2 separate regions of the Mus musculus genome follow, and region 2 is linked to region 1. The links are chromatin loops, found by intact Hi-C in ENCODE. Cell type or tissue: gastrocnemius. All regions are shown on one strand. Links, peaks and the distances in the headings refer to the core of each region. The heading gives the core; the rest is flanking DNA.

Region 1 (4,669 bases), core at 197-4,196:
ACATGCCCCAGCAGTTCACAGATGATGTAGATTTTGGATCTGGGCCTGGGTGGGAGTTAAGCTGGTTAGCATACCAGCTCTCCCTTATCTGCACCACCCACCAGGGAGGGTTCCCCAGCACTGCTCTGGCTGGGCCACATGGCCATTGGTAGGAAGCAGACTCAGCTCTCCCACTCTCATGCTCTCCGGGCTAGCTCACCCACACCCTGCCTCCAGAGTCAGCCCAGTGGAGAGGCAGGGCCACTCTCCCAAGTGCTGTAGCTGGCAAGGAGCAGGGCCAACTCACTGCTCTCATCTCCAGACTGCCTCAGATGGCAAGCATCTAGAGGGATGATGGCCAGCATCTAGAGGGGTGATGGCCTATACAGCCCATGCCTAGCAGCAGCCTAGGGAAGGACCACTCACAGTGGACTAGGCCCTCCTGTAACCATTAGAAATTAAGAAAATGCCTAACAGACACCCCGCAGGACAATCCAATGGAGGCAGTTCTTCAGGTGAGCTACCCTCTTCCCGGGTGACTCTAATTTGTGTACAAATGACAAAACTAACTAGCTAGGAAGCAACACTGCTTGCTGCTCCAACCTGGGGCATCTATGGATAGGAGTTTCAGGAATACAGGAAATCAGGAACGAGTATTCATACATGGGTACATATATACATACATCTGTACATTTATATACACATATATACATACATATAACCATATATATGTATATCCACCCATATCTACATGTACATACCATACATCGAGCCATCCAACAATGCATGTTATCAGATGCCCCATCCCTCAGATCCTGAGCTGGACACATGGAGATCTCCTCCTCCTCTTTTTCTTCCTCCTCCTCCTCCTCCTCCTCCTTCTCGTCACAGTGGGAAAGAATCCAGGAGTAGGATGTTTTCCAAAGCTTGTTCTTTGACAGTGCTGACTAATGGAACTTCCTGGGGTGACACCAGTGTTCTGTGTCTGTGCTGTCCCCTGGGCCCCACCATCTCTAGCCCACATGGATGCTGAGCATCTGAAGTGTGTCTATTGGGACTGAAGAACTGAATTTTCCCTCCTAATACAGTTGTAATGAACTTAGACATAAGCCTTATTACATGATGCAAATGAGCAGCTCGTGGACCAGATGCCACAGCTGTAAAAGCATCATCCACCCTGTGTACATATGCATTAATGCATGTTCATGTACATATATACATATATGTGCAAATATATACAATACATATATGTATATGTGTATATGTGCAAATATACATATATTTAGATATACATATATGTACATATATACAAAAATGTACATACACACACACATATATATATGCAGAGAGGGAAAGGAGGAGTCAGGAAGGGGTAACCTCTGGTAGGACTAGGAGAGACTCTAGGACATCCTCTTAGAAGTATTTATTGAGGGCCAAGAAGGGACAGACTTTGATAATACAGCATTTGACACACAGTAGGGAAGAAGAGCTATTAGCCAGGTGTACAGCACTGCTCATCTCAGATACTGTAAATCAGGAAAGGCTTCACAGAAGAGATGATTTCAAAGGTAAAGCATCAGATAGAAACTGTCAGAAAGGGGTTTGTGCAAAGGCCCTGAGGCACAGCAGACCCAGATGACAATTAAGTAGATAGGGAGCTCAACTCAAGCAGCCGTGCTCAACCCCTCGCAGTGGGTAGCACATGCTGGGCCCTCCCCAGAGGAGGAGGGGGACAGGCACAGTGCCAGGCAGGCCACATCTAGTTTGCTCATTCCTCTCCCATGACTCCTGATGTCTCCACCCACCCCATAAACATGATTTGGAAAATCTCTTGTCCCAGTCCCCGGCTGAGCCAGTTCCTCTGCCCTTGTGCACCCTCTCTGAGGTCAGCAAGAGCTGGGAATTGAGCCCTCGTCCCTCCAGGAGCTCCTGACTCATTCTGGAGAGAGCAGCTAAGCCTGCATTCTCAAAAACCAGTTCCAACTGGAGGGGAACAGACATGACCCCAGCTTAGGGACACAGACACCAGAGAGCAGGGTAGGGAGAGCCAGAGACAGCAGGAAAGAATTTGGCAGCGGGACAGAGGCTGATGGGAAGAGATATTTGACAGACAGCCCACACCAGTAGGAGACAGACATGCCAGGGACAAAGATGACACAAACGAGGAACAAGGACATACCAAGGCAACCAAAGACAGCACCAGGACATCCAAGTATAAAAAACAGACTGGACTGTCACCCTGGAAATGGTGGGGTAGACTCTCCCGCAGCACTGAGCTGTCACATTCACTGTCTGCAATTGCAAAGAAGACCACAAGAGGGCACCATTGCTCCAAGAAAGCTCACAAGCCTGGTGGTTCAGAATGGTCAAATCAGACTCCCTGGTTTTGGCAAGTCTGTAGGAGGCTAAGGACCAAGAACCTCCACACTCTAAGCTGGAGAGTGTCCTTTCCTTGCCCCAGGATGTCCTCAATCTAGTTCTTGGACTCCACATTACCTGTCCCTAGCCTAGCTCATTATTACCGTCTGAAGCTGGGCATACCAGGCATGGCCCCTGCGTTTGCTTGAAAGGGGGGAACAACACGCAGGTCTGGGGTCTGAGACATGCACTGAGCCTAGAGCAGGCTTTGGTTTCTTCTTGATGAATCCTTGGGTTCAAAGCATGCCCCACACAAGTCTGACCCCATGTTCAGCAGCAGTCTACAGGGCTAAAAACAATGCCACCCAGGGCTGCGTTCACAGAACCATGTGGCTTCAGGATGCAATTAGTAATGTGGTCACATCTTTGAAAGAGCTGTTAATAAGCCAATGTAAAGCAGGGGGACAAGCCCTGTGGAACTGCCCTTGTTACATCAGTGACACAGCAATATTGTTAAATACACTTTGTCATCTCTAAGACAAGCGTCTATAGCCATTACCCATTTTGCAGATGGAAAAACTTGGACAGATTCCCTCCCATGACTCTTCTCTTCCCCCTGAGCCATAGCCATGGTTACAGCTTAGCCTTAATTCCCAAATGGCCTTGAACTTCCTCCTGCCCTTTAGCCAATCCATCCACTGCCCTCTCCTGGTTCTGTTCCCGGAGTCTTAGGGATATAACCAGGGTCCTGCACATCTAGGTCGCTGCCCTACTACTGAGGTAGATCCCTGTGGTGGCTATTCTTGGTTGTCAACTTGATTACATCTGGAATTAACTAAAGCCCAAGTGGCTGGGTACATCTGTGAGGGATTTTTTCTTGATTGAATCATTAGATCATTTGAGGTCGGAAGGCCCACCCTAAGTCCAGATCATTTGAGGTCAGAAAACCCACCCTAAAATCTGGGCCACACCTTCCATTGGCAGCCTATACAAAAGGCATGGAAAAGGGACGCTTTTGCTCTTTGCCTGCCTGTTCAAACGCTCACAGGCAAGTGTTCTCCTTCACTGGTGTTAGAGTTCTTGGATATCTGTTGGTAGGCAGCCATTGTTGGACAAGCTGGACCACAGCCTCAAGGCATGCTAATAAATTCCATATAAACTAATAAATTCCATGTAATTCCATATATATGTATATGGAATATACATATATACACATATATGTATATCTAATATATCTATATATATGTATATTAGATGTATAGATAACATTATATATAATATGTTACATATTATATATCATGTAATATAGATAATATATTATATAATATATATATATGTATGTATGTAAAGAGAGAGAGAGTCCTTCTCTTCCTCTAGAGAACCCTGACTACTACAGTCCCTACCCTCTGCTGAGTTCAGTGTCTTCAGGCACCCAAAGTTCTAGGCACCCAAGACAATTTTGATCTTGTCACTAATATATGTGCAGTGTGTGGCCATGGATGGCATGACCCAATAGCCCTCAACCAGATACATCATCCTGTCCCCTCTGCCTCCCTGACTCCAGCCTTCCACCCCTGCCCTGAAGTCTACGCCTCCCAGTACCCTCACCTCAAAGGACCGCAGTGCCCTCATCCCTCCCCCCCACCCACCCCACCCCACCCCCCGTGCAACTCCAAGCTGTCCTGGGGACACTGCAGCCAGAGTGGCATGACTGAAGATCCTTTCTAGAGGGACGCTCTTGCCCCTCCCTTGCCCATCTTACTAACGAAACAACGGTCCCACAGTAAATTAGAATTACAACCCAGAAGCTTGTGCTGGAAGGAGGTAAAGACTGGGGCCCTGGAGCAAGCCAGAGGAAGATCCTGTCTCTCAGAGATGTCTTCCCGAGCTGAGACAATGAAGAGTCCCTGCTGGGCAGAACCACGTCACTCCTTCTATTTAAACTTCAGTTTCATGTCAGGATCCCAAGATGAACTTGGGGTTAGACATCAGTCATATTGGATTAGGGCCTGTCCATCTGTCCTCAGTTTGCATTGATGTCCCTTTCAAAGGGCCACCTCCAAGCACAGCCAAGTATTGGCTGGTCTACCTGGGGTTGGTAGAACGAATGCATTGGTGGGAAGAACACAATCCAGTCTGTTAAGGACTCCAAGCAGGTACCACTATTGCCCTTGCTCAGCCCCAGGGAAGCAGCAAAACTTTGCTCAATGTGTTCAAAGCATTTGTTTCCTAGCCACACAAAGCTGTGGCCCCAAGGCCACCAGGGAGGCCACAAGGATAGCAGAGAGTGTACACAGGAAAGGGTGTGCTCTGAGGAGGAAACTGCTATGCA
Region 2 (4,669 bases), core at 464-4,463, 80 kb after region 1:
AACTATATACAAAGTATCTATTTACAAGCCAGGTCCTACAACTAAACTGCTAGCTCTTTAGAAATCTGCATCATTCCTCCAAGCTAGTCTACCTTTCTCTTGAGCTCCTCCAAACCCAAGAAGGCTCCTTAGCTCTCTTTCCTAGAATCCTGTTTCACCTGTGTCTCACCAGCTGCCTTCTCTGTGGGTCCTACAAGCCAGAGAGAGAATCCTTATCTCCTACTAGAAGCGTCTTCCATGAAGCTCTTCCAAGCCAAAAGAGAACCCAAATCGAGAGCCACACCAAAAGATCGAGCCCCAAAGAGAGCCAATGGAAATTTTATGTGTATATATATATATATATATATATGTATGTATGTATGTATGTATGTATATCCTCCCCTGCACCTGAACCTGAACCACACCACTTCATGGTGGAGGGCTCCAGGCCAAGTCAGTGGGGACAGAACCATTTTACCTTAACAGCGAGGCAGCTCAAGGCCATCCAGCTGTCTTTGCCTGGGATCACAGAGCAAAGACCACAAGACCTCTCCCAAGTAATTTGCCTTAACACAGGCAGGAACTTTCCATTCTTTAGCACTCTTATCTATCCTGGCTTTTAGAGGCACTCCCAAACTGTCTCTTCGGAACATACGTAACTGTAACTGCATCTGACGAACGTAACATCTAATGAGGCTTTCATGTTTTGCTAATAATTAGGTTTTCTATGAACCATAATCAACTATCCTGGAACAAGACTAATCTATCTGCTCCTTTCTAACCCTCTCCCCTCCTGCAGCTTCCCTCTCCTTAACTCCTGCCTTCCCTCTTACTACCTAACCCATCACAAAACCCTGTCGTTTGCTGACAGCAAAACGTGCCCAGGACACAGCGATCTCTCATCAATTCTCTTGCTTCCACAACCCCAGTGAGTGTTCCTGTCATCTCTCCTCAGGTGAATTGGCCGAGTATCCTTGTTCTGCTCTGGCTCTCTTTGGATCCATCCTCCATTCAGAAGTCAGATCCAGGTCTCCCATCTCAGTGTATGGAGACTTGGCCAACGGAAGGTGGTCTTGCGCAGCAGCAAGATCAAGTGGATCTTCACAATTTGAGCCAAAAAAGGAGCATATTAATGGGCTAGGACACAGACTAGAATATCCCTGATTTACTTAAGGGTCATATCATAGGGAGGTGCATCCCTGGCTAGAGGCTGGGTCTGGCTATAAAGCCCCATATATGACTCTAATGGCTTTATCTTTTTTATGGTTTCCTGGGTGTCCTAGTTAGGATTAATATTGCTGTGATGAAACACCAAGACTAAAAGTAACCTGGGGAGGAAGAGGGTTATTTGGTTTACACTTCCACATCATTGAAGGAAGTCAGGACAGGGACTGAAGCAGGGTCAGAGTCTGGAGGCACAAGCTGATGCAGAGGCCATAGAGGCGTGCTGCTTATCGGCCCTCATTGTGGACTGCTCAGCCTGATTCCTTATGGAATCCTAGACCCCAGTCCAGGAGTGGCCTCACCCACAATGGACTGGGCCCTCCCCACATCAGTCACTGGTTAAGAAAAGTCCTAATGCTGGAGCTTAGGGAGGCACTTTCTCAATTGAGGTCCCCTCCTTTCAGATGACTCTAACTTGTGTCAAGTTGAGAAAATTAGCTACCACACGGGGAGGGAGCAGGTAGGACGAATCAGCAAGACAATTCAGGAAACCATGGCGGTTATGATTAATTGATGCAGCATGGTAAGCTGTACCAATACACTACTCCAACCACACCCACCTAGTTTTCCTCAAAATTAGCATTTGGCTTCCACCTCAGGACCTTTGCGCTTTCTGTCTGTGCCTTAGAGTCATCTGAAAGGAGGGGACCTCAATTGAGAAAGTGCCTCCCTAAGCTCCAGCATTAGGACTTTTCTTAACCAGTGACTGATGTGGGGAGGGCCCAGTCCAGCCTCCCCTCTGCCTAGAACATTCTTTCTCTAGATATGTACCTGGCTCACTTCTCACCATCTGCAGGTCACCTGTGTTACTTCCTCACTGGGCTATCTCAGACCACAACCTACATGCTCCTTACCACCCCTAGCTGTCTAGCTGGCTTCTGTCGATCTAGCCCCACCCCACACATTGGATTCTGTACTTTTTCCTTTTCCTTCTGTTCCTACTAAAATGGGAGCCCCTTAAAGAGAGGCTGTACCTGCTGTATCTCCTATATTTAAAATAAAATTCGAACAGAGTCTGGTATATTCCATACCTACAAGTTCAATGAAGAGGTGGAGTGAGGGTTGGTAAGAATTTAAGTATTGGGGGCTGGAGAGATGGCTCAGCAGTCAAGAGCACTGACTGCTCTTCCAAAGGTTCTGAGTTCTTATCTCAGCAACCACATGGTGGCTCACAACCATCTGCAATGAGATCTGACACCCTCTTCTGGAGTGTCTGAAGTCAGCTACAGTGTACTTACATATAATAAATAAATAAATCTTTTTTAAAAAGGTTTTAAGTATTGCCTTCTGGTTGTGTCTACATTCTTTGGGAAATATGAGAAGAAACTTGAAATTGAGGACACATGATGATATTGGAGGAAAAATTCAGGGGAGGAGCTAAGGGCTTAGGAGAATTAATGATGCAGGCAAAACTGAAGTCTTGGGACTTATCTTGGCACTAGCCTACTTGGTTGGGCAGCTTTCCTCATCAGTCAGGAAGAAGGGTGGGGTATAAGAGCCAAGTGGGAACAGGCTGGAAAGATGGCTCAGTGGTTAAGGGCACTGGCTACTTTTCCAGAGGTCCTGAGTTCAGTTCCCAGCAACCACATCTGTAATGGGATCTGATGCCCTCTTCTGGCACGTAGGTGTATATGCAGATAGAGTACTCATATACATAAATCTTTTTTTTTAATTTTTAAATAAAAATTTAAAAAAATAATCAAGAGGGGGAAAATATATCAAGATTTGCCCTGGCCCTTTTTTTTTTAAGAGGAAACTTAACAGGGTTAGCATTTCACTTTTGTTGTATTTTGTTTTTATGATTTTTGTTTATGTGTTTGTGTGCACATGCACATTTGGAGCTCAGACCATGTGAGTTGGTGCAGAGGCAGGTGGATCTCTGTGAATTCAAGGATAGCCTGGACTATGGAGTGAGTTCCAGGACTACATAGAAAAACCTTGCCTTGAGGAAAAAAAAAAAAAAAGAGGGGCTAAAGAGATGGATGGCTCAATGGTTAAGAGCACTGACTGCTCTCCCAGAAGACCTGGGTTCAATTCCCAGCAACCGCATGGCAGCTCACAACTGTCTGTAACTCCAATGTCTGATACCTTCACACAGACATACACACAGGCCAAACACTAATGCACATAAAATAAAAATAAATTATTTTTTAAAAAAGAATAACTCTGATTTTTCTTAGGGGGTGTTATCTAATTTAACAATAAATAACTCTTAGAAGTCAAGTTTGCAGGCTGGATAGATGGCTCAGCAGTTAAGAGCACTGTCAGCTCTTCCTAAAGGACCAGGGTTCAATTCCCAAAATCTAAATGGCAGCTTACAACTGTCTGTAACTCCACCTCCAGGGGATCAATCATACATGCAAGCAAAGCACCATTGCACACAATAACTAATTGATTAAAAATAAAGTCATTTGCTTAAAATTAAAATACAAGTTGCATCTTTTTTTCTTATTCTAAACCTGATAGCTTAGATGAAATGCTATCCTTTCTTGGGCTAAGTCCTCCCAGTAGTCACCTAAGCGAACTGCATTAGTAGACATGTACAAGACACTTGACATTTATTTACCACTTGAACATGGTCTCCCTAGGCTTCAGCTACATTGTGCAATAGATGACTATAGTGGTTCTTTTACAGGACCATTAAAAAGATTAAATGAGAAAGCTAATATATGCAAAGTACTTATCACCATGTCTAGTAATGTACTTAATAAGTAGCCCATAGAATGCGTCACTTGAATAGTCATGTACGTTGATAGTGTGTTGAATGGACATAATCTTTTTTTACCTGATTGATTGACCTATGGGGCTCTATAAATATTGCTATGAGATATACATGGTTGTTTAAATAAATGCATTTTTAAATATAAATAAATAAAATAAAAAAGTAGGCAGAAAAAGAGTCTATGGAATAGAACATTCCCAGCCCGGTAGGAAAGCCTTCTCTAAGATCTGAAAGCTGGAATGTTGCCTTTTCCCGTGAAGTGACCCTCTGTCTCAGTCTTCCCAGCGCCAGGACCTATCAGATTCCAGTCCACTTCTTTCCTTGCGCCACCGGCTCCAAACAGGCGTGCTTTTTCTCCACGTGGTTCTCTGTATATACCCGGTTACCTGGGAGATGCGCGCCGGGCGGGGCTCTACTGACGCAACAATAGGAACAAGCCAATAGCCATGACGTATATCAGTGACGCAAACGCGGGGTGTGGTTTGGCCGGCCCGGGCGCAATGAGGCTGCTGCCCGCTGGGTGGCGCCGATTTCCCGGGGAGGTCCTTTCTGGGCCCCCGGCGGAGGTGGGGGAGAGGCGGGCAGGCACCGAGCGAGGCCAGGGAGCCCTCTGCGTCAGCCACTGCTCGCTGCGCCGCGCCAGTACCAGCCAGGACTCATCCGCAGCTCCATGCTTGTGCCCGGTTCGACTCGTCCATCCTCCGAGAAGAGGCAGGTACGTGCCACCTGTCGCAGGTCGGGGAA

What was found. Peaks named below come from ENCODE experiments on the same cell type or tissue, not always from the same donor. Only the 100,000 strongest peaks of a DNase experiment are listed, where the experiment ranks them.
Region 2: a loop joins it to region 1, with 7 times the contacts of the local background. A loop is called at or near these places in 27 of 42 quality-filtered maps.

The regions. Positions count from the first base shown.
Region 1 is chr9:43,982,526-43,987,194 of GRCm38, forward strand. No RefSeq gene overlaps it. Among named protein-coding and RNA genes, the nearest start is that of Gm30373, 11 kb to the left of the region's middle. In gastrocnemius, for the core only: a CTCF peak has its summit at 2,287 (motif pointing right); DNase peaks (open chromatin) are centred at 1,772, 2,062 and 2,279; H3K27ac peaks cover 2,765 bases.
Region 2 is chr9:44,062,581-44,067,249 of GRCm38, forward strand. Usp2 (ubiquitin specific peptidase 2) reads left to right here and starts at 4,441. Exons shown (of 13, transcript NM_198092.2): 1 at 4,441-4,640. It overlaps Gm39325 (a long non-coding RNA gene), which reads right to left. Exons shown (of 3, transcript XR_870690.2): 3 at 3,745-4,651. In gastrocnemius, for the core only: a CTCF peak has its summit at 2,811 (motif pointing left); a DNase peak (open chromatin) is centred at 4,385; H3K4me3 peaks cover 466 bases; H3K27ac peaks cover 701 bases.